Regions from separate parts of the Mus musculus genome. Here regions 2 and 3 are each linked to region 1. The links are chromatin loops, found by intact Hi-C in ENCODE. Cell type or tissue: left cerebral cortex. All regions are shown on one strand. Each heading gives the region's core, and the rest is flanking DNA. Links, peaks and the distances in the headings are about the cores only.

What was found. Peaks named below come from ENCODE experiments on the same cell type or tissue, not always from the same donor. Only the 100,000 strongest peaks of a DNase experiment are listed, where the experiment ranks them.
Region 2: a loop joins it to region 1, with 3 times the contacts of the local background. A loop is called at or near these places in 3 of 42 quality-filtered maps.
Region 3: it touches region 1 in a loop (2.3-fold over the local background); 3 of 42 quality-filtered maps call a loop at or near these places.

The regions. Positions count from the first base shown.
Region 1 is chr1:90,217,539-90,225,043 of GRCm38, reverse strand. No RefSeq gene overlaps it. Among named protein-coding and RNA genes, the nearest start is that of Ackr3, 17 kb to the right of the region's middle. In left cerebral cortex, for the core only: no CTCF peak of the experiment used is centred there; DNase peaks (open chromatin) are centred at 2,788, 3,455 and 3,915; H3K27ac peaks cover 995 bases.
Region 2 is chr1:90,271,517-90,279,021 of GRCm38, reverse strand. 2700003A03Rik (a long non-coding RNA gene) reads right to left here and starts at 6,150. Exons shown (of 4, transcript XR_003947931.1): 1 at 5,117-6,150; 2 at 3,472-3,628. In left cerebral cortex, for the core only: no CTCF peak of the experiment used is centred there; DNase peaks (open chromatin) are centred at 3,027, 3,542 and 5,671; H3K27ac peaks cover 1,693 bases.
Region 3 is chr1:90,280,455-90,287,959 of GRCm38, reverse strand. 2700003A03Rik (a long non-coding RNA gene) reads right to left here. Exons shown (of 4, transcript XR_003947931.1): 3 at 4,105-4,899. Among named protein-coding and RNA genes, the nearest start is that of 2700003A03Rik, 11 kb to the right of the region's middle. In left cerebral cortex, for the core only: no CTCF peak of the experiment used is centred there; DNase peaks (open chromatin) are centred at 3,342, 3,502, 3,839, 4,278 and 2 more places; H3K27ac peaks cover 1,620 bases.

The sequences.
Region 1 (7,505 bases), core at 1,688-6,687:
AAGGCACAGAAGAGGAGGATGGGAAAATGTCTGAGAGCACCAGGAAAGAAAGGCTAAATAGTCCCTCAACAGAAATGGAGGGCAAGGGGCTCCGGGAACCACAGTCACACCCAGATCAGGCAGCCTACTCAGGGATGCAGCCAGCATCCTCAGCAAACAAAAGAACCACCTCCAAGTTAGGGTTGGTTTGCCTCAGCACTGTGGACATTTAGGACTGGATCATAGACTACCGCAAGCACCACCCTGGGTACTACAGGATGTCTAGACACATCCCTGACCTCTGGCTACTGGATATTAGTTAGCAGCAGCATCCAAGTATAACACCCAAGCTATCTCCAGACCTTGTCAAGGATTCCCTGGGAGCAGAACCACGCCCTGTTGAGAACCACTACTCTGACTCATGGCAGGGGGAGATCACATGGGTCTTCCATCTCAGGTAAGCTCATCTGAAGAAATTGCACATGCAAATCGGTGGATGGTAGAGTAAGAAGGACCCTTTTTGTCAGCAGGACACTGCAGTACAGCAGTAGCTGGATCCACTGTGGCATGGCTAAGCTCAGAGGCAGCCCATTTCCTATGACCAGTGAAGCATAGGGCGTAGCCATGTATTTCCAGGGAAGTGATGCTTCCTTCTGCCGTATGTTTCACAAGGTACAGAAGGGAAAAGCAAGCAGAGAAAGAAGGGGGACGGAGCTCAACTGTGACAGTCACTAGCATCATGCTGACCCCTGCAAGGACAGATTGGACAGCGTGAGCTTCCCTGGCAGAGCAGAAGCCTGAAGAAACACAAAGCTAGAGTTGTACAGGCCTGCACTGGCTCTCAGCCTCAGAGCCAGGACATCTGTCAAAGCAGGACACCAGAGTCATACATACAGCATGCTCCGTCACACCATGTACACAAGACAATACACACAGAGCTTACCATCATACAAAATAGGCCAGCCAGGAGACACTATATACACAGGATAGAGACTATACATACACAACACACCATACAGCATTTACATGCTAGTATATATGTGTATATATACCTGACCCCACGGAGTGGCACTATTTGGAGGTGTGACCTTGTTCGAGTAGGTGTGTCACTGTGGGGGTAGGCTTTAAGACCCTCATCCTAGCTGCCTGAAAGCCAGTATTCTGTTAGCAGCCTTCAGATGAAGATGTAGAACTCTCAGCTCCACCTGCACCATGCCTGCCTGGATGCTGCCATGTTCCTGACTTGATGATAACAGACTGAACCTCTGAACCTGTAAGCCAGCCCCAAATAAATGTTTTTATAAGAGTTGCCTTGGTCATGGTGTCTGTTCATAGCAGTAAAACCCTAACTAAGACACATGCAAACACTTCTCATACATATACAATCCTCATGCAACAGTCCACGTAAACACCATACATATTAGTTATACATAACACAGTACTAGGTTCATGTATACTCACACCCCACATATACCATACACACAATATACATATAACATCACACACACACACACACACACACACACACACACACATACAAGTAAGAAGCTACACTATCCCCTTTGAAACGGCTTTAACGCTGTCCCCATCCTGAGAGAGTAACCAAGGAGCCACCGTCTTATGCCTTTCTCTGCTTCCCCCACCGCAGCCCACACCTCAGATGCCAGTGCAAACATAACAGACTCAAGGAACAACATATGTGGAACACTGACCTCATCAGAGGGGCTTTACTGAATGAGAAACCATAGCTGTCTTGAAACTCTAGGGGAATTAAAGATATCAGCCAAGGCAAGGCAAGTTTGGATTCCCATGGAACCATGAACTTTGGGCACATCCCTACTTCATAAGGAGCCAGGAGGACAAAGTCCCAGGATGTGCAGGGCTGAAACCATCCACCCAGGAAGCCTCAGGCTTCTCTGTGTTCTCTTTCGTTTTCCTATCCTGGGCTTCGTTTTTTCTGTCCAGAGAGAGGGAACACTGTGACCTTTGAATTCTGTGTAAGGATAAGCCACCACACAGGAACTGACAGTCTTAGTATTCATTAGTTCTCTTCAGACAGACCCCTTCACTTTCCCCCAAAAGAACAGTTAAAAGTGACGGCATCCTGGGAGCTGAGGCTTAAGGTCCAAGCTTTGTCCCTGGGCCTGCCCTGCAGTTCTGGCCATCAGCAGGATTCCTTCTCTGTAAGCCTTCCCTGTTTCTCTGATCTAAAGGACCACGCCTTCCTCTCCGCTAAGACTCCAGGATGCCCCTCGCCTTGATGCGCTCGCCAAGTCTCATTGCCCATCACCACTGCAGGCTGAGAGCATCTCTAAAGGAACCGCAGTGGTTCCATTGCTGCTCTTTAAAAGACATGCTCATTGTGCAGCCAACAGTGGTGTGCCATAAAGCCTGTCCAACTAATGATTGAATGAGCGAATGTATGGACGGATGAATGAATGAACAGGAACAAGTGCAGAATAAATCGTCAGCAAAGACATTTCTCGGGCTGCACAGCTGGGCGACTGGCGATTTTTCATTTACACTTCACGCGCCACACGAAATTCAAATTCTCATTACAGCACATTGCAGAACGCAGCCTGCACTTTCAACAAGGACCCTGAGAAATGTGACGGTGGGGGGAACCTTTAATGCTTTCTTCCTATTGATTACGGCCCCGTGGAAAGGAATGAAAAGATAACTTCAAACGCTTTCGTATGAAAGGCAAAAAGAGGAAGCAAATTGTGCACGGCTTGCTGAAGCCAGGCCTCTTCAGACACGCCACCGCCACCAACAAGACACGTCTGCTGCCCGCCACATGGCGCGTTGCCGTGCCAACATACATTCTGAGTCACCCAAGCAGATTTAATGCCATCGCCCCAACGACTTTCTCTCTGCCTTTTCTTGTGAAAACTGTTCAAGGGAAGACACTGACCTACCTAGGAAATGGTTTTAATCAGGTTTGTTCCGGAAATAACTATGGAAATGCAGATGCTTCTGGACGTTCTGTTGTGACAAATGGCTGAGAAGTCCCCTAGGCCACACCCCTCAGCCTGTAGGAAAAACTGCCCTGAGTGGCAGCCGTTCAGAATCCTACATGAAGTGTCATCAGCATATGAAAGCACACAGACTCCAAAGCCGTACCTCACTTTTCACATACCACACAGACAACCATGACCACCTTTATACAGGATCCTGCCCTGGGTCCATGAATCTCAGACGCTGTGAATCAGAACCCTCAGAAACAGACGCCGAGGCAGTGTGGAACACGAGTAAAGGACTGTGTGAATGGCGTCTTAGAGAAAGCCAGGTGACCAGACACTTGTAGCAGACATCCAGCAAGCTCGAAAGCATGGGTTTCACCAAGGGGCCATCCATTTCTACGCTGGTGACAGAATCTCAGAGCATCTCCACTTCCAGTGACAGGAAGATGAATCATAGGGGCTAGGGAGGGGGGTCGAGAGCTCAGGAAATCTCTAAGAACATTAGTGTGGCCCTGAGCGGTTTTCCAAATGCATCCCACTCTGGTCATTCAGCTGCATTGACTCACAGGTATGCTGTGTTTCATGCTCACCAGTAATCCTCTCAGAAAGTGGGAGGTAGTATGAGAAATATACGCACCTCACGGAGCTTAAATGAAGCCAATGGTGTAGATCTCCCAGACCTAGTGCTGTCCTGTGGGCCCCTATCCACTGACTATGTTCTTTCCAGGGCTATGTGTTTATTTGTTTATTTTTACACTTGCTTATTATGCATGGGAGAGGGTCATAGGACAATCTGTGACTCTGTTGGCCCCCTTTAGGTGCGTTTCCCAGCCCAGCGCTGTGGGTCTTGAGGGCCATACCACGAGACAGAAGAAGAGCTGGTAAGGTTGAAAGCTCAGACCCTGGTGAATCTCAGAATTGAGACTGCCTGCCCCTACCTGCTCTGGAATATAACTACTGACACCCCACTGAGAACCATGGCAACCAGTCACGTGGCATAGAAACCTAGAGTTCTCCATGCTAATGAGGTATCTAGATAGGCCCCAGTGTTCAGCCAATGAGCTCCCTTCCTGGGCATCCCTTCCTGCAAAGGCATTTAATCCCTGGTTCACCCTAAGTGAGGAATATGCATTCACAACTGCCATATATAAAGCAGTATGAACAAGCGAAGACTCTCTCTTCATTAAAGATCGCCTGGGATGTGGGATAGGGAGAAGAGAAGCCTTCAGGGTAAACAGATCTTCTAGATCTCCTGAGAAGGCCTTCTCCCTTCCAGCCCCTCTGTACTCTGAGCACTCACTCAGAATCAAACCTGGTTCTTCCCTCACCTTGGGCTCTGCCTTTCCCTTCCTGTGTGGCCCTGAGAGGAAGCACAGACTGGAGAGCCCTATTCCTAACTCCCAGTGGTACACCAGCAGTGCCTGGGTATGCGGGAGCCTCGCAACCACAGCAATCGTCCGAGGCTCCACTGCTTCCCACTCTGGGAAAACACAGACTGAGGACTCCCATTACGGACAGAGTTCTTCCTCCCCTGTGCAGCCGGCTGGTGGTGTTCCGGGCACTCCAGTGGCGAGGCAGACACAGAGCCCAGCATGGGACTTGTCAGAGGCCCTGCTAAAGAGATAATTGGTATCCTGGAGTTTCAAGTCCTAGATAAACCCCAGGCTCTCCTCGTTACCATTCATTGATGACTGGGGCCTGGTGCTTCATTGTTTTGTGGCAGTACTGTGTGCTTAGCCTCAACTCATGACATGCTAGTTTTCTCATCTCTCTCTCTCTCTCTCTCTCTCTCTCTCTCTCTCTCTCTCACCCTCTCTCTCACTCTCTCTCACTCTCCCTCCCTCTCTTCCTCTCCCTCCCTCTCTCACTCTCCCCCTCTCCCTCTCCCTCTCTCATACACACACACACACACACACACACACACACACACACACACACAAATGTCTGTGCATTACGGCATTGTCAAGTGTATCTTAGGACAGTTGCCTCAGGAGAAAGCCACAACTAAGGCAGATGAGCCCCAAAGGCAAATCTTTCACCTCACTCTGAAATGCTTTATTATGAAAGAAAAAAAGAAAGAATAAATATTGTCCAGAGCCTGAAGATGGGCCAGCTGTTGTCTTCTGAGTGTTCTGTGACAAGCCCTCTGCAAGGACCCTGTGGTTTGATCATCACACAGTTACCATTTGGGACAAGGCTTATCACACAGAAGAGCAACTGGGGCTCAGCAGAGTTAAAGCCTTTCCCAGTTCCCTGCATGGTAACCAGTGACAGCTCTTTGGGCTACTCCCAGGGCTTGCCCCCACCATGGTAGGACCAGCGCCTTCTAGAAGATGAACCTCAAATCATTTGGCTCATCCCAAACATGATATCGGAAACCATGTCTGCGCGTGTGTTGGTGCAGGAGCAGTAGCAAGTCCAGTCATGTCCTTCTGCGGCCATATGTTTTCAAGTGTGCGAGGGCATGAGAGTCAGAGTATGGGAAGTAAATATTCTTAGAAGGGTTGACCCACAGCTGACCCAGATACCCCAAATGCAATGAAACACTGCAAAGTCATATTGTACAGGGACAGCAATGCCCCCTCAGAACTTGCTCAAACTTGTCTCATACCATGTGTGCATGGTCTATCTCTGGAATCAAGACTGTGGGGTGGGGGGCTTGAAGGGGTTGTGGGAAGGCGTCACCCACCAAGGCTGAGCAGAAGAAACTTTGCTTGAAGATCTAGGCTGAGAGGGATGGAAGAGTTTTGGAGGCATAGGAATGGTCTTTTGAAGTACTGGGCCCGCCTGGACCCATCACTCTAGACGGACTAAAATCCACAAAGAAGCAGTATAGAGCTCAAAAGTGAGACTCTGCTCCCCAAGTAGGTACCTTGGGGTCTCATTGCTACTCTCCCCATGGATAATTCTCACCCCACCCCATCCTATACAGGTCCATAGATCTTTGTGTTTCTCCCAAGCTCAAAGGCATCATTTTTGGCTTAGATGGGTGTCTCTAGGACCCACCCATTACAGAGTGCCCCCAGGGAGAGGCCCAGAAGGCAGAATTCCCCAGTCCTACTAAATAAAACAGACACCTTCAGCTGCTTCTAAGAGAGGCCCCAAGAAGCCTCAGGAACAATGGCTTTAAACCTGCCTCTGACAGCTGTGAACATGAGAGTGTTGGGGTGGATCTCCCCTGGTTGCTGGGATGGGCACTTGCATGAGGCTCCTCAGAGGACCACAGGCCACTGTGTAGTGGTTAGGCTTTGTTCTTTGGTGACAAAGGCTCTGTCAGCCATCATTCTTTATTTCCAGAAAGCCCAGGCCACATTCAAGGTAAGTAGTTAATGCGTCAAGCCTGGTGGAGCACGTCAAGTGACACAGTGGGCAGCAGTACCAAGCACTGCCTGGTGTACAGGAAACGTCTGCCTCACCAGTGCAGGGACAGAGAGTGAAGGTCACTCTCCCGCACTCTCCCTGGAAGAAGCACGGGGGAAGCAAAAGCTGCTTTTCTCCTGACCCTGGGGCACACCCTATACACCTCCTAAAGTCCAAGTGTCACTGGTTGGTAAGGCACCAAGTGGCTTACATACTTTGGAGGCTGGAGGCTGATGTTTTGAAAGATCTACCCTCCTCCACAAAGGAAGCCGTGTAAGTGGGTCCCAAGTGTCACAGTTAGGGCTCCTATTGCTGTGAAAAGGGTACATTTCAGCTTCCAATTCCAGGCAACAGTCTAACTCTGAGGGAAGTTAGGACAAGAACTCAAGGCAGGAACCTGGAGGCAGGAACTAAAGCAGAAGCCACAGAGGAGTGCTTACCAGCTTGCTCTCCATGGCTTGATCAGTCTGCTTTCTTATAGAACCCAGGGACATCATCCCAGAGATGACACTACCCATAGTCAACTGGGCTTTTGCATATCAGTCACAAACCAAGAAAATGTACCACAGGCTGGCCCACAAGGCAGTCTAGTGGGAACATTTTCTCAGTTGAAGTGCCTTCTTCCAAAAAAATGACTTCTAGCTTGTGTCTAGTTGACATAAAACTAGCTAGCACACCATGTGACAGAATTCCTGGGCCTCTGGAGTCTAGATTTAAGGAAAATCAGGGTCTCTTGGCATCCTTCTTCCCGCCAAGTCCTGCACCATATCCACCCCTCAGAATCTTCCTTCTGCCTCCCCTATGCTCACATATGTAGAGTGGGGCAGAATATTCTTTCCATGCTATGGGATGAGCCCTTCCCTTGAGCACATTCTACACCCTTGATTCTCTGTTCTCCCATAGTCCCTCAGGAAAGGTGCTGCAGAAGCCTAAGGCCAGACTTGGAGTCTAGATAGCAGGTCTTGGAACCCCAGGGTGACAAAGAAGGGGATTTGTAGAAATACAGAAAGACCTCAGTCACTTCACCATCCCTGAGACAGAGGTGGTGCCTGTATCCTGGAGACAGCAGACTTGACATGTACCAAGAACTCTTTGCCAGGAGTGGTGGGGGCTGGGGATGCATGTAGTAAAAATTGTCCTTGGTGAAAAGGCCCAGGCTGGCAAGTCTCCTTGCTCTGTCTTCTTATCTCAGAGGAGGAGATA
Region 2 (7,505 bases), core at 811-5,810, 55 kb before region 1:
AGGTCACCAAACCAATCTACTGATTGATGGGCGGAAAGCAAGGCTCTCCTGTTTTAACTCACAAGGCAAAAGCTATGGTAGTGCTCCGCCACCTCTGTGGGGCAGAGATATCATCTCTGATCAGAGACATCTACACCTGCAATCAAATTAGATGTGTTTTAAGCCTGGCATCTTATAAGGGAATCGTGGTTTTCCTGGAGTTGAACAGAAGATTGAAATTGCAGAGTTGGAAATGTTGCTTTGACGTGGCGTTTTCATGAAGAAACAACAGGAAGCCAACATTCAGTGGATGTCAAGAGATCAGGCAAGAGAGAGAGGAAAACACAGAAGGTGCCCCCTAGAGCTGGAGGTGAAGTTTCTGGATACAGGCCTCACTTGGGTCATTTTTTTTTTTTTTGGTATAAGCCTGTGTGTGCACATGAGTGTATGCATATGTAAGCCAGAGTCAAGATTGGGCATCATTTCTCAGGTGCCCCCCAGTCTCTCACTGAATCTGGAGCTCAGTGGTCAGGCTGGAATGGTTGGCCAGCAAGTCCTAGGGATCTAGCTGTCCCTGCCTCCCACTGCTGAGGTCGCAAGCCTCTGCCACCAGGCTAGGCTTTTTCACAGGAGTCCTGGGACACACAATCTCATTCTCTTTCTTACGTGATTGAGCCATCTCCACAGCCACGAGTCAAACTACCCATATTTCCATTTCCTGGTCTACAAAACAGTCATCTACAAACAGCCACGTTTTAAAAGGCGTTACACATAAAACTATGGACAAAATAGCACATCCCTGGAAACAGCCCCAAACTGACAGTCAGACCCTGAGCCCCGGGGGAAAAACTGATTGGGAAAGACTGAGTTTCCAATCAGCCTGGTGTCTGAGTTTCCCATCACCCTCTTACAGGAAAAGGAAAGTGACTGCATGCTGGCAGGTGCCCCCGGGTGTTTTCAGCAACAGACTTCATCGTGTGTGCCAGGGTTTAGATTCAGCACGTCTCCCAGATGACCACATTCAAGCAAGCGCTTAGGGTGTGTCCGAGATATGTTTAGCGCGATATTCAATCTGCCAGCGATGGACAGTGGTTGCTGAGAGAGCCTTCTACACTAAATGAGTTGCATATTTTCTGGAGACATAAACGGGGGATGAATAGAATATTATCCAATAAAGCAGCACATGGGCATGGGGGGCGGGGGGGGGCTTCAAACACACTCTTTCCACAAATGACAAGGCCATCAGGATCTGCTGAGACCAGAACGGAAAATTAGCAGCATCTGACTGGGCCTGAGGAAGAGGCGGGCATTGGATACACTGATGTAAACAGACCAGCTGCATAGTCGGTGCCCTCCGCGGCCACCAGCCAGTGCCTCAGAAGAGCAGGCATGACTGCAGAGCTAGGAGCTAGGAGCATGTGTCTCATGCTGAATGGCTTCCAGGAAAGCTACTTCAGACTCTGAGGAGAAAGGCGACATAAACAACCCCTCTTGAGGTAGTGTCTGTCAGACATAGGCGCATTCAGGAAGCTACTGCCACTGGGGAACTGTGGGCATACATTCTGAGTTCTGAAGTTGGCCTAGGCTCTGGCCAGGCATTGCTACTGCCCTATGGAAAGGGACGTGGGAGAGGGCTGAGTGGCCTCCACTACAAACAGCAGAGAAGAGGAGGGCCTTGTTAGGCCTGGGACTTGCCCCAGGAGAACTGGCTTATGGTGAAGTGGGAACAGCTCTAAAGGCTAGTCGTGTTACAGTGTGCCTGGAGGGCTCTATGGGGACCAGTGAGGTTGTATGCCTACAATCCTTAGCACTAGGCCCCGCTGGCAGCCAGAAGTTTCTCCGGTCACTATATGCAGAAGTCCCCTCAGCACCCTTGGTCTCATGCAGGATTCTCTGCACAAAATGGCACAGGCCTTGGGTAGAAAGTGCTGCCAGTCAGCAGAGCTCCTTGTCCATTGGAGCTAGGTCAGGCACTAGCATCAGTGACAGCTTATTCCAGAGCCCAGTGATCCCACAACACCCTGTGCAAGTCACAAACTCCTGAGGGCCAGTCTCTTCCTTGGATGAGCCAAGCGTTCCTAAGAGAATCTTATCCTCTGAATTTCCCTGGGCTCTTAAAGAAACTACCTCAGCCTCACCTCCTTTCCACCATGGGTGAGACTATTCCTGTAGTAGATGCTACTCACCCATTTCCTCCTGCTCCTTACCAGTGTCAGGGTCAAGGTGTGCCTGTCTTTAGCTGGGCCTGAACTCCTGAGCAATATGGAGAGGAAACCCAGGCATGTGTTCCTCCTTGGAGTGGTGAGTTGAAGCAGGAATTGCTGTCAACAGCCATACACACAACACACATATACTAATACAGATGCACTCATATTTGCACGTGTGCACACTAAACACGTATAGACCCACACGTATGTGGACTTGTGCAGAGAACACACATGGAGTAAACTTTAGCACTGCACACTGACAGCATAGGTCCACTGCCCACACCCCTGTACTTTGAAGGTGACTAAGGGCACCCCATCCTCAAGGCCGGAGGGGTATGCTTGCTTGCCATTACCTGGGTACTACTAGGTCTGTTGAATGAGAAGTCAAATCACCTACACGCTTCCTGCTTTTATTCAGTTCGGTTCATCCTGAAGAAGAGCAAAGCTCCCATACAAGAAACAAACTTCCGAAGTCTAGCCACACCCTGCCCAGCAGGCTGCAAAGGACCTCCGCCCGCTAGCAGGCAGAGTTCGGACTAGTTGCCAAGATCTTCCTCATGCTCCAGCTCATGTGAAAGAGCTAAAATGCCCTGCTGTTGTTTGACCTGCCTTCATGCCGTTAAAAAGAAACTACCAGGAGCATCCTTCGGTTCATCATCTGCACAGCTGGGCCATTTCCATTTCAAACACCAGCTTGGCAGCTGAAAATTTCACCACTCCTCCCTCTCCCATGACACCAGCAGACTGTTCACCCCCTCCATGTCGGAATGTACGTGACTCATCCCAAGATGGCGCCACCATGTTACCGGCAGGCAGATCCTCAGGCTTCGAAGTATGTTTGCGTCTTCTCGCCTAGCCTACTCACCACCAGCAGCTCAGGGTGTGCCATCTGTTGAGCATCTTACACCCTCTGCACTCCAGCCAGAGCAAATTCCAGATGCCTCCTGCTTCCTACTCAGCATAGGTGAGAAGCTGCCCCCCACCCCATCCTCAGCAGCCCAAAGTGTGGCTGCTCCCCCTAGGTCCTGCCCACATCCTCACTCAGCACTGAAGTGGAAATGTAAGGGTTTTTTTGGAAAGTCGGTTGTGTTGGATGGTGTTTTGCTGGGGCAAACATGTAAGGGAGTGTTTTCCTGAAGTGGACACAGGTGAAAGACTAAGGCAGACTTATGAAGGACCATTTCATTGAAGCAGACACAGGTGAAAGGATGTTTTACTAAAGCAAGCACATGAAAGGACACATGATGAAAGATTCTTTGCTAAGGACATTTATGTATTGGCCCACCTTACATTGCGCAGCTGAGCTCCATCTGTTGGAACTCCATAGAGAGAAATGCCAAAAAAAACTTCTGGTACTGTGCTATAGCTACTTGCAGCTTCCGAGGACAGGCTCATTGACAGAGTGATGTCAGCTGAGATAGATGCAGGTGCCGAGTCACGTGCTAGGGAAAGATCCATGGAGAACACATGAAATTTAGAGATAACACGAATAAAACTTGATAGACAGTGACAGAGACTGAGCTTGGCTTACTTGTGGAACTAACTATGCAACAGCTTATGGGGCTCTCGACTTTGCTGATGTTTGCTGAGAGGCACAGCTAAGAACTTCTTCTGATGACCTTCCTAGTCCTTCCTGCTGACTCGTGCCGACACTGAGGCCTGGCTGTCTCTGCTGGGTCATGCCACCATTGCTGAGTCATGTTTACTGTCCCAACTCTACCAAACTGGACTACTGATATATCCATAAAATGTTTACCAGTAGACCGAGCTGCTACTAAATAACCTGTAAACTAAACTGCTGATTTCCAGACAACACAGATGGAAGCTGCTCAAAAAAAACCAAAAAACAAAAACAAAAAACAAACAAACAAAAAAAACAAACTGGCTAACCAGGTCCACTTCCCCTGTATCCTTTCTTTTCCACTACCTCTGGTGGGTGGTGGGCTAAAGGGGGAGTTAAGAACTATCATTTTTTAAAAAATTAAAGTTAGATAGCCCTTTGGAAGTTGGTTGAAATAATCCTGGGAAAGGCAGACAAGCTCTGTGACAGACACCTGGAAGAAGCACCCAGATACAGCCACATACGAGGCAGGGGGAAAGCTCGAGGGGCTCGTGTGTCTACTTGGGGTCATAGAAGAATTTTGCGGGTTTCAATTTTAAGATTTTTCCTACTGGAGCTGGAGAGATAGCTCCAGAGGCCACCCTTCCAAAGGACAAGTTCATTTCCCAGCACCCACACTGTGGCTTACAGCCACCAGCACTCCAGTTCCATGGGATCCAATGCCCCAGTAGCTGCTTTCTATCTTCCCAGGCTGCATCTATCCTGTGGTTCAGCTTCACTCAAGCAAGCTTGGATCCAGAAGCTCAAAGTACCAAAGGGTTGATGGATTCCCAAGGGTTTAATTCCCCAAAACATGAGGGGCCCCATCCCATTGTCATCAGATCCCAGGGCTGAACCTTGGAACCAGCTCTGGCCCTTGCAGCTTTTGCCCTCAGACTTGTAGCTTCTGCCCTTAGACTTGTAGCCTCTGCCCTCAGACTTGTAGTCTCTGCCCTCAGACTTGTGGTTTCTGCCCTCAGACTAGAAACCTCTCTCCTTCACTTCCTTCTTCTTGTCCTTGTCTCTTTCCTCCCTCCCTCCCTCCCTCCCTCCCTCCCTCCCTCCCTCCCTTCCATTCTTTTCTTCCCTTTTATTTGGGGGCAGAGGGGACAAGAGTTTAAGATCTCAAGTTCTCATTCTATAGCCCAGGCTGGCCTAGAACTTTATCTAATTCAAGATAGCCTTCAACTTGTGGCAGTCCTCCTGCTAAAGCCTCCCCAGTGCCAGAATTACAGGCATGGCCCTCTACATCTGACTTCTTTCTGTTTCTAAGTTAGAGTCCTGCATGGCTTTGCAGTTTTAAATTATTAGACAGGATCTTTTCACTGACCTGTCCCCTACTCCTTACCACTGCTTCTGGCTCATTACTCTGGTCCTTGATGGCACAGTGACCATGGTCCTCACATCCTCCCAGTCAGGCCTTGGTCAGTTCCTTTGCTTTGCTCTCCCCTTGGCCAATCCAGCCTCATTTCTGCATGTGGACAAAAGCCTGTGACTCATCCAGGAGCCATGAGCCCTGGTGGGCACAGTAAATTGTTGGAACTCAGGATGGTTACTTGTCACAGCCTGTAGGGCACTCAGGAACCCATCTGGCTGAGAGGTGTGTTATTAATGTAGAGCATTATCATTACAGCAACAACCACGGGGTGTCAACATTCCAGGGTCCGGCCCCCTCAGAGAAAACAGGCCTGAGTTGCTGGCACTCAGCACGGGCCTCTGTGGTGCAGACAAGTGTCCGGGCTGGGGCAGGTGGCATTTGCTTAAGTAAAGCCTTTGCTGACATGTGGGTGGAGGAAAGAGAGCGAGAGATCCGTTTCTCCAGAGCGAAGCTGCTCCGAGTTTCCAGCCCGAAGAGAGGCCCACGTCCACACATCCATGCAAGTGTGAGCCACGTGCCTCGGTGATTAAGGCTGTGGTTTGGGCACCGTGTCAAGAGCTCCCCATGAGACCCCAGCCCTGAAGCAGGATGTTGGAGATTTTTATTGCAGGCAATCCAGTTTCTCGGAGAGCTGGTAATGACAGTCCCCAAGAGCTCATTCATCCCTCCACATGCCTCAGCATAAGCTCTTCCCAGGATCCAGGAGATTCACGCCTGGCTCTGCTCCTCTGTCTCCCTGGCAGGACCCCAATGCCCGCTGACCATGAGGAGCGCCTAAAACCATGCTCCCAGCACAGTGTGAATGTCTGGAGGCCAGGGAATTAACTAGCCCCAGAACAGGAACCAGCAGGAGGCTGGAGACAGAAGTAGCAGAGTGTAGACTCTGAAGGAGTGCTTTATCCTTCATATCCAAAGTAGTATTTCCACATGTGATTAGTATGGACACGAATGATGAGAGAATCATGTGTGATTTTTGTACCGTTAATGCTACTTGTGGTTGACATATTGTGACTATATATTTATAGACCGCAAAGGGCTGTTTCTCCTTATGGGTACCATGCAGTGATGTGGCAACTGCTTTAACACACCCATCACACCTGGCCTAGCACTTGTTGGTGATAGACAATCTGTTTTAATGTTTATGTATCTGTGTGTGCCTGAATCTCTCCGGGTGTGTGCACAGATACGTGTGTGCATGTTCCCGTGGTGGCCAGAAGAGGGCGCTGGCTGTCCTCCTTCATCACTCTGCACCTAGTCCCTTGAGACAAAGTCTCTTTTGGGACCTGGAATTTACATTTTCTTCCAGTGTCTGAAAGACAGAGATCTTGTCTCCATCCCCTCAAAAAGCTGGGTTACAAACAAGTGTTGGATGCCCAGCTGGCCATGCAGGTGTTAGGGGCCAAACACCAGTCCTCGTGACTCTTCAGACAGTGCTTTTAACCACCAAGCTTCTCCCCAGCCCCACTCATGGTTACTGCTATGTTCACATTGTCATGGACATTATCGTGGGCTACAGTCACCATACTGAACAGCAAGCCTCAAAGTAGACCTCTTGCAGACATGGGCCTCTGTCCCTTGAAGTTCTCAGCCCCCTCCCCTCTGATAACATTACCCTCCTCACTAAATGCACGACCTCATCTTTCTGTATAATAGGCTTTTTAGCTATGTTCTAAGGTGAAGGTTAGAATTGGCTGTCCACTTGATCAGAACTGGAATCAACTAGGAGATGTGTGGAGACAGTCACCCCTGGCTGAGACCCACTGGGACAGATGTCTCACTGGGTCACCTTTAATGGAGGTTCCACCCTTTGGTGAGTCCATGAATCTGCTACCTTTCCCTAAACTATCTGCTAGATTCTCTCTGTGGAGCCACTGAAGGCAGAGGGGAGATTTTAAAACAAGAAAGAGCTGGTGTTCTCCTCCAGTGAGTAATTCAAACTTTGACATGGTGAGGATTCAACTATAGAGGGTGCTCACTCCCTTGACATGGAGGGGTGGAGGGAGACCTGTGTACGGGGTTGGACGACCAAAGGACAAGTCCTGTATAATTCCCTTCAGAGCCAAGGCTTGGTGTAGCAGACAGCCGGAAAATAGAAGTCACACAATGTTCTTTCCACCTGCAAAGAATGGCTTCCTCTAAGTGCATCTGGCACAAAGGGGCCAAGATAAAAGAACCAAATGTTTGGATAAAATGCAATGGATAGTTGGTGTCTAGAAGCCCCCATATACATTGTTGGCTAATGCCAAGTAGGTTCTTAAAACTGTGAGAGCCAGCCTTGAGACTGCTCACCCGGGCTGCAACTCAGCCAGAACTGTGGGCTGGCTCAGGGTGTGGCAACATA
Region 3 (7,505 bases), core at 893-5,892, 64 kb before region 1:
CCAAAGCCGACAGGATTCAGATACCTCCATCTTACACGAAGTACTCAGAGAGGTGGCTGAGTGAGGGGGACACTTCATGATGTTCTCCATGAGGTCTTACAGAGTGAGCCCAGGCTTTTTAATCCAGCTAGAATATTCTGGAACAGTATGACAGCCAGGATCTGGCAACAGGGACACACAGAGAGAGTGGCCAGGCCAGGCATGAGCACAGAGTGGTGCTGAGGTCCCCAAGTAGCACCTGATTGCCAATGCATGAAAGTCACGCAGAAAGACCTTTGGGGTCCTTGTGACGAGTTGTACAGGGATACAGAATCAGACTCTGGGGGCTACAGTGCAGAAGTCTCACTTCTGTGGCACATCTCTTCGAAGTTTGGAAAACAGCTGTCCCCATAGCAAAATCTCAGTCCCCTTGTTACCAGGAAGCAGGACCTGAGCAGGTGTTTCTCCTCTGTGCCTGAGTTTCTCACCTGTTCACCCCTCCCCTGAGCGCTGATGCAAGCTTAAGCCAAAGTACCTTTAGTGGTTTAAACAGAGCCCCGCCCATCCTGTGAGAGGCACCCATCCTAAACTGCAGGATTTATGAGTTGCCCTTTTTTCTTTCTTTTTCTCCCTCTCCCTCTCCCTCTCCCTCTCCCTCTCCCTCTCCCTCTCCCTCTCCCTCTCCCTCTCCCTCTCCCTCTCCCTCTCCCTCTCCCTCTCCCTCTCCCTCTCCCTCTCCCTCTCCCTCTCCCTCTCCCTCTCCCTCTCCCTCTCCCTCTTCCTCTCCCTTTTCTTTTTCTCAGTTTTGAAGCAAGGTCAGTGTAACTTTATAGGCCCTTGCTTCCCAGAAACTTATAGATCCAGGTGTCTCTATGTTGACGCTCCCCACCCCACCCCCACCTCGAGTTATGGAGACAAGAATAAAATTCCTTTTCAAAACTGATCTCCACCCTCGTACTCTTACTCCATAACAGTAAATAAAATCCAGATAATAATACCCAATGAAACAGGGGCTTTCCTGCAGCGATTTCTCTTTCCCTGGTATTTTCTAGAGATTTGTTCTCAACATGTGCCAGTCACAGGCACTGTGCCATACGCAGATTCCTGAAGGTTCTATGCTGGTTTCACCTATGAGAGCCACCGGGAACAGAACGCCAGGCTTCTCAGCAGCAATGAACCCGAGCAAGCTGTTTAGCCCACCTCCTACATGGCTGTCACCTGTGAACTCAGGCAAAATGATTCCCCCGAGGAGTCGCCAGAGTGTGGGTTGCACAGAGTGGGCAGGTGCCCATGGGCCTTCCCTCTGTGGCAGCTGTTCCGGGACTCCACGGAGAATCTCAGGAACGATTGTGTTCTGGGCCGCAGAATGCACCAGAACCACAAGATTAGGTCTCGAACTCATGGGTATCCCACTGTGAGCCAGGCCCTCAAATGAGGTGCCCACTCTCCAATCCAAAACACATCTGGTGCTCCAGCGCGGAATTCTGGGAAGGACTGCAGAAGGTCCCGCCCTGAGACGTCACGGACGTCACCGAGTAGAGGCATCTGTGGAAGTTGCAGACCTTTCTCAGATTAAAGCAAGATGGGTTTTGCTTTCTATTGCTGTGATAAATCCCACGATCAAAGGTGCTGGGGGAGGGGGAGGTATTTCATCCTACAGCTTCCGGTCTGTCATGAAGAGAAGCCAGAGCAGGAACCTGGAGGCAGGAACTGAAGCAGAAGCCTTGGAGGAGCGCCCCATTCCTGGCTAGCTCTCCGTGGATAGTTTGCTTTCGTTACCTCCCAAGACAGCCTGCCTGGAGGCAACACTGCTCACACTGGACTGGACCTTCCTGTATCAACCATCAATCAGGAAAACGCCCTGCAGCGACTAGCCTACCCCTTCAGTGAAAATGAAGACATTTTCTCGATTGAAATTCCCTCTCTCTTTCCAGATGACCGTAGCTTGTGTCAAGTTGACAAAAAGCTGACAAGCGTCGTGTGCATCGCTGCTGCAGCCTGGGAATCCTAGCCCTGGCTAGCCTGTCAACCTTTTAGAAAAATGGGTGCCTCCGTTGGATGCTGAACCCAGGCATGTGTCCTATATCTTCTGGCCAGAGGCCCAGCCTCTATAATCCAGTATAGGTCAGAGCATAACCCTGGAAAGTGTACCCAGCAAGAACATCAGCTGTGGACTCAGTTGGCAGGCCTCCTTCCCAGAGGCTCCTTTCACCAGACTGAAGCAGCAGAGACCTGAGTTCTGACGGATGGGGAGCTGGGATGTGTATTTTGTCCTGCTGACTATACCTCTGAATTTTATTTGGGTGGAAGGCTGGCCTGAGATACAAAGAAGAGGAGGTAGAATAACCCTGTTTTCAGGCTGGGGTGAGGTTTACAGGCATGCTGGCTGCTAGCCAACTCATTATCTTATACCTATGTCAGAGAGCAAGCAGGATTCAGGGGAGCCAAGTGTCTATCCCTGGTCCAGATGGTTTGGGCAGCGCAGAGAAACAGAAGGCACAGGCTGCATCTCAACCCCTAAGCCAAGGTCTCCCTTCACGTTCCTCTTCTCCTTGGAGGTGCATGTGTCCCCAGTGCAATCATTAGTCCGGGCAGTGGGCAGGGCAGTTCCCAGCATAAGCTCTGTGCTCAGCCTCAGTCCAAGCTGATGTTGCAGTACCCCGGAGTTAGAAAAGCCAGGATTAAGAAATGAAAAACAGTTGACAAAGCAATCTTTGAATAAAGTAATCCTGGTGTGTCTTAGAGCTGTTGACATGAAGGTTTGTAACACAAACAGGGGCCAAAGTTCCCACAGGGAGATAGACCCTAGGCCTTCAGTTATCTCAGAGAGGAGCCTGGTTACCATGGTGACCATGTAGGCCTGAACACTAAGAACAATTGGAAATGCCTTAGATAATTTGGGGTATTGTTGCTTCAATGACTATTTTTACCTATTGTGTTTATGTGCACATGTGCGCATGTGTGTGACCAAAGGACAACTTATAGGACTTGGTTCTCTCCTTCTATCATGTGGTTCCTTCAGGTCAAGCTCAGACTGTTGAGTTTGATGGCAGCCTTTACTAGCTGGTCCATCTTGCCAACACAGATCTCGTCTTTAATGCATAAACTGAGCAGGTTTCCTGGAGAGTGTTTCTAGATTTGACGTTGTTATTTACTTAGGTTGGACACAGAAGAGCATTTACTCAAGTTTCTACTCTGCAGTCTGCCAGGAAACCTTGTTCCCTACTTCCTTACAGAAATTGATGGGCATTAGGGAACATTTCCTGGCTCCACTTAGAGGCAGGATTGTGAGGGTTCTGCCTACGATGTGCTGGAGCCCTTTGCAATGCCAAATCACAAGACATGGGCAGGACTGCGATTCTCCTGGCCCGGAGCACATTTCTAATGATCTGTTTTGACAAGAAGGAATCAGAGAAAACAGAGTTGTGAAGGTGAAGAATGTCTTAAAGGGGGAGAGGTGTGAGTCCATGAATGTTACTTGTGAAAACTGAGGCATTTTTGAGATAAGAGTATTAAGAGGTAAAGAGAGAACTAGCTAACTCAGATTATCAACTCAGCAAAACAGAAAGGAACACAGTTACTATGGCAATCGTCATGGTTACTATGGTGATAGTGTGTAGGACTAAAAGTGAAGGAAAATTGGAAATGGCTTAGATTATGTTGGGGTCTTGTTGTTGTTATATTTTTATTTATTTTATGTATGTGTACATAAGGAAAACTCATAGGAGCATGTCTGTATTTCCTGAAATATTTAGCATTTGCTTATTCTAAACAGTGTAATGTTTATCTGAAAGTCAAGTGTAAGTGGATGGCCGGTCTGTGTCTTTGTCAAACCCTGCTGCACTAGGTGGTGGTGCTGGCAGACGTTCCCAGGCACTCCCTGTCCCTTTATCTCTTCTTAGGAACTGTCACCACTCCTTGGTTTCAGCTGCACCCATGTACCCCATTTCTTCACTGGATGCTTCCAGTTGTTTTGCGCTGCTAGTTCAGAGTCAGGTTTCCCAAACTGGGTATTGATTGCCACCAAGTCCTGCAAATGTTTTTTTTTTTTTTTTTTTTTTTTTAATTGTGTAAACCCGCAGTGGTACCTATTTCCTGTTCTGTAGAAACCCGTTTCCAACTCACATAGAAGATTGGCATGCTGTTGTGTTTCAAAGATGAAAACTCAATCACCATGGTGCCTCTCCCTGCATTTTACATCTGGTTAGCACGGCTCTGAGAATCCAAATGTAGAAGTCGGGGTTTTTTCCGTTCCAAGCACAGTATATTTGTCCTGGTTGTTAAATCACTCAGTTGCCTGTAACAGAATCCCAGAAGTCTCAACAGGGAGTCTCAATGGCAAAGGGCTACTCCCTGGCAGAGCATTCAGCAAAGCTGAGGACCTCTCCCCACCCCTTCTTAGCATGTGGTCACCGACCCTCTGCCTCCCTGACATTGACCTTGTTGCTCCCTGCAACTCTCCTTTGCAAAGGATTCCGCTTCGCCAGGTTCACATTTACAAAACTTTCTGGCACAGACATGCAAAAGGATAATGACATGCATCAGGAGATAAATTGATTGGCCCAGCTCGGAGCAGCCAGCCCTGGACTGGAAGCTTTGGGGAGGAGATAATTCCCACTGGGTGAGTCCACTGATGTGTCCTCAGTCGGGGTCTTTGATGCACATCTACCCTGGTAATGAAGCTTCAAGGATGGTGTCTGAATGATCTGAACTGCCAGCCAAATTTCTGCAAGTACATTCTGCACTGAGGCGTGTTTGGGGGCGTTGTAGGCGGTCTCACCCTGCAGTCACCAATAACCTTGTTTACACACGCCTCGGTATTTCTGAAGATTGCCAGCTCACCTCAGGAATCAGGAACGGAGGCCCACAAGCAATCCGCCTGTGATCACCGTCTGAACAGTGAAAGCTGTCAACAAGGGCCTGCGCAGAGAAAATAAACACGGTTGCTACTATAGCTTTTATAAACTATTCCATTTGGTCAAAGCCCCACACAGTGACTTCAGAGCCCATTTCCTTTGCCCATGGGAAATCAACTGCTATATGTCAGATCCCTACTCTTGTCCACACCCGCCCCTTTCTATGTTTGTTTGTTTGGGTGCGTAATTAATCCTCATCGAGACAATGTACAAAACATCCCAGAGCAAAAGAAAGATGCATAGCCACACGTAAATAGACGCGAACGTTTCTTTACTACTCCCAGGTGGACAGTGGCCACAGTTTGAGTAGATGAATTCGCTTATCTGGCTTTTTGACTGGAAATGTCATGAGCTTCTTCCCACCCATAAAGATGTTTGAATGGCCATGTGGAATCCTTCCCACTCAGCCCCCCTTCTTGGATGTTTTAGACAGCCCCTACATTTCCTGCTCCGGCCCTTGTAATCGACACCCATCATCACCAGGACCAAGCTCTTGCATAAATCCACGCAGATTGTTTATTACTGTGATCCCGATTGCATCTCTGACCCTGTATCTACTCGGGAATGTTTTGTTTTGTGTTGCTTTGTTTTAATTTTCCAGTGGCCGCACTTTCCTGTTTATACGTCCATTATTGGACTCTAGTTTTATTGTACTGTGGTCAGAGAATTCAGATGGCATGTTCTGGTCTTAGGAATTTATTGAAATTTCTAAGTAGTTCAATATATAGTCAGGTTTTGTAAATGTCCCGGGGAAAGTTAGAAGACCTCTCCTTTGTAGACTGTAAGCGGACTCTTGTCTATAATTTAATTATTCAGAATTCTCCTTACTATTTTTTTTTATCTCTTAAAAGCCAAGGAATTATCCTCACCACTATTTAGTTCTGGCATGTCCTTTTGCATTAATGTCAGCCCAGAGAGTTTGGCAGCTGCTGTTCGTTTTGGACTTTAAAGCCGGGGCAGACCACAACTCCATCCCGCCACCTGGGAGGCATCCTTCCATGGGATAGAAGAAGACACCACTATCTCTCATAACTGTAACTCATCTTCCCAGTAGTTTTTACTCTGTCCTGAATGACCGGAGTGTCATTTGACTAGGTCTCCTGGACTGAGTCTTACCTTTCCCTCTATTTATTCTTTTTGTATACCTTTGACCATGGGTGTGTGTGCACATGTGAGTGCATGTGCCCTCTGAGTCCAGAAGAGGGCGTCGGTGTCCCTAGCGCTGAAGACACAGGCAATCATGAACTACTTGACTTGGAACTGAACTCTGGTCCTCTGCAAGAGCAGCTCCCACTCTCAGTGGCTGAAGCCTCTCTGCAGCCTGGCATTTACTTTCCCTAACTGCAGGTTAGATTCTGCAGCACTGCATTTCTCTCTGTTTGGTTTATTACAAGTCTGTTGTTTTTGTTGCTGTTCTCCCATAGCCTCATAGGTTACTCTTTGCTGTGTAGAGTCTAGAAAGCAAATAACCAAATACTGTTCCTATGTCCTTCCTGGTCCCACAGTTGCCATACACCAGTGTGCATGATGTTGGCTGTAATACCAACTCATCCTCTGCTGTGATATCCACTCTGGGGAAGTGTAATGGTCTGGGCCAGGAATCAGATGCCAGCTGTCTGGAGATGATAGAGGCTACTTTTCCGACTCATCCTGACTTGCAGCTAGAGAGGCAGATATGGATTCACACTGGCTCCTGGCTTGCTAACTGACAGGAATCCTCAGCCCATCTTTTGGCCTTTGCCAACTTCTTGGATGGTGGAGGCCTCTCACTAGTGCCATCTCCTGTACATCAAGTGGGCTGGCTGGTTGGCTGGGACACACTCTAGTACTCAGTAGGACTCTAGCTGGGCCCCTCTCTGGCACCACTGCCATACTGGGAAGGCACTCTCCCAACTGAGAGAGATGTAGGTCCAGAGTGCTGGAGCGTCAGATCCTGTCAAGGTCAGGAGGGTCCCATAAGGAGGAAGCCACATCTACAAGGCTTATACACCCTTTCCCTGATAAATGATCTGTTTCCAGGAGCCTGCTGTGCCAAGCAAAGGGAAGCCATGTGGCATCTCTACCACCATGACCCATACTTAACTGGAGTGCAGCCTTCCCAGGCTGGTGTCTTAAGACGTTTCCAGAAACACTTCCCTATGATACCTGTCTCCCCTACTCATCCCTGAGGAAGGCCATGGTACATATTATCCCTGCACAGCCCTGCACTGACATTGCCAGTATCCCAGCCTCCTGGGCCCTGTCTCTGTCCCCCAGATAGCGGTATCTTACTGTGAATCCTTTTCATTGGTTCTCCAGAAAAAGACTCTTCAGTTATAGTCACAATATTAACCTGTAAACCAATAAAATATTAACCATGTGCTGGGACCAGCCTTCAGAGCTTTGTAGACATCAGTCCATCTGCTTCATCCATCGGGTACTGTTAGCATTGATCCCAAGTTACAGTTGAGAAACTCACCCCACCGACACAGCCACATGGACCCTCACGGTCAAACACAGTCAGTCTGGCTCCAGGATCTGCCGATATACTCAGTGCTTCTCATCCCTGCACAATGCTACCCCTGCTGCACTGTGCTCAATACTCAACTTCCCAGGAATGAAGAAAGGAGA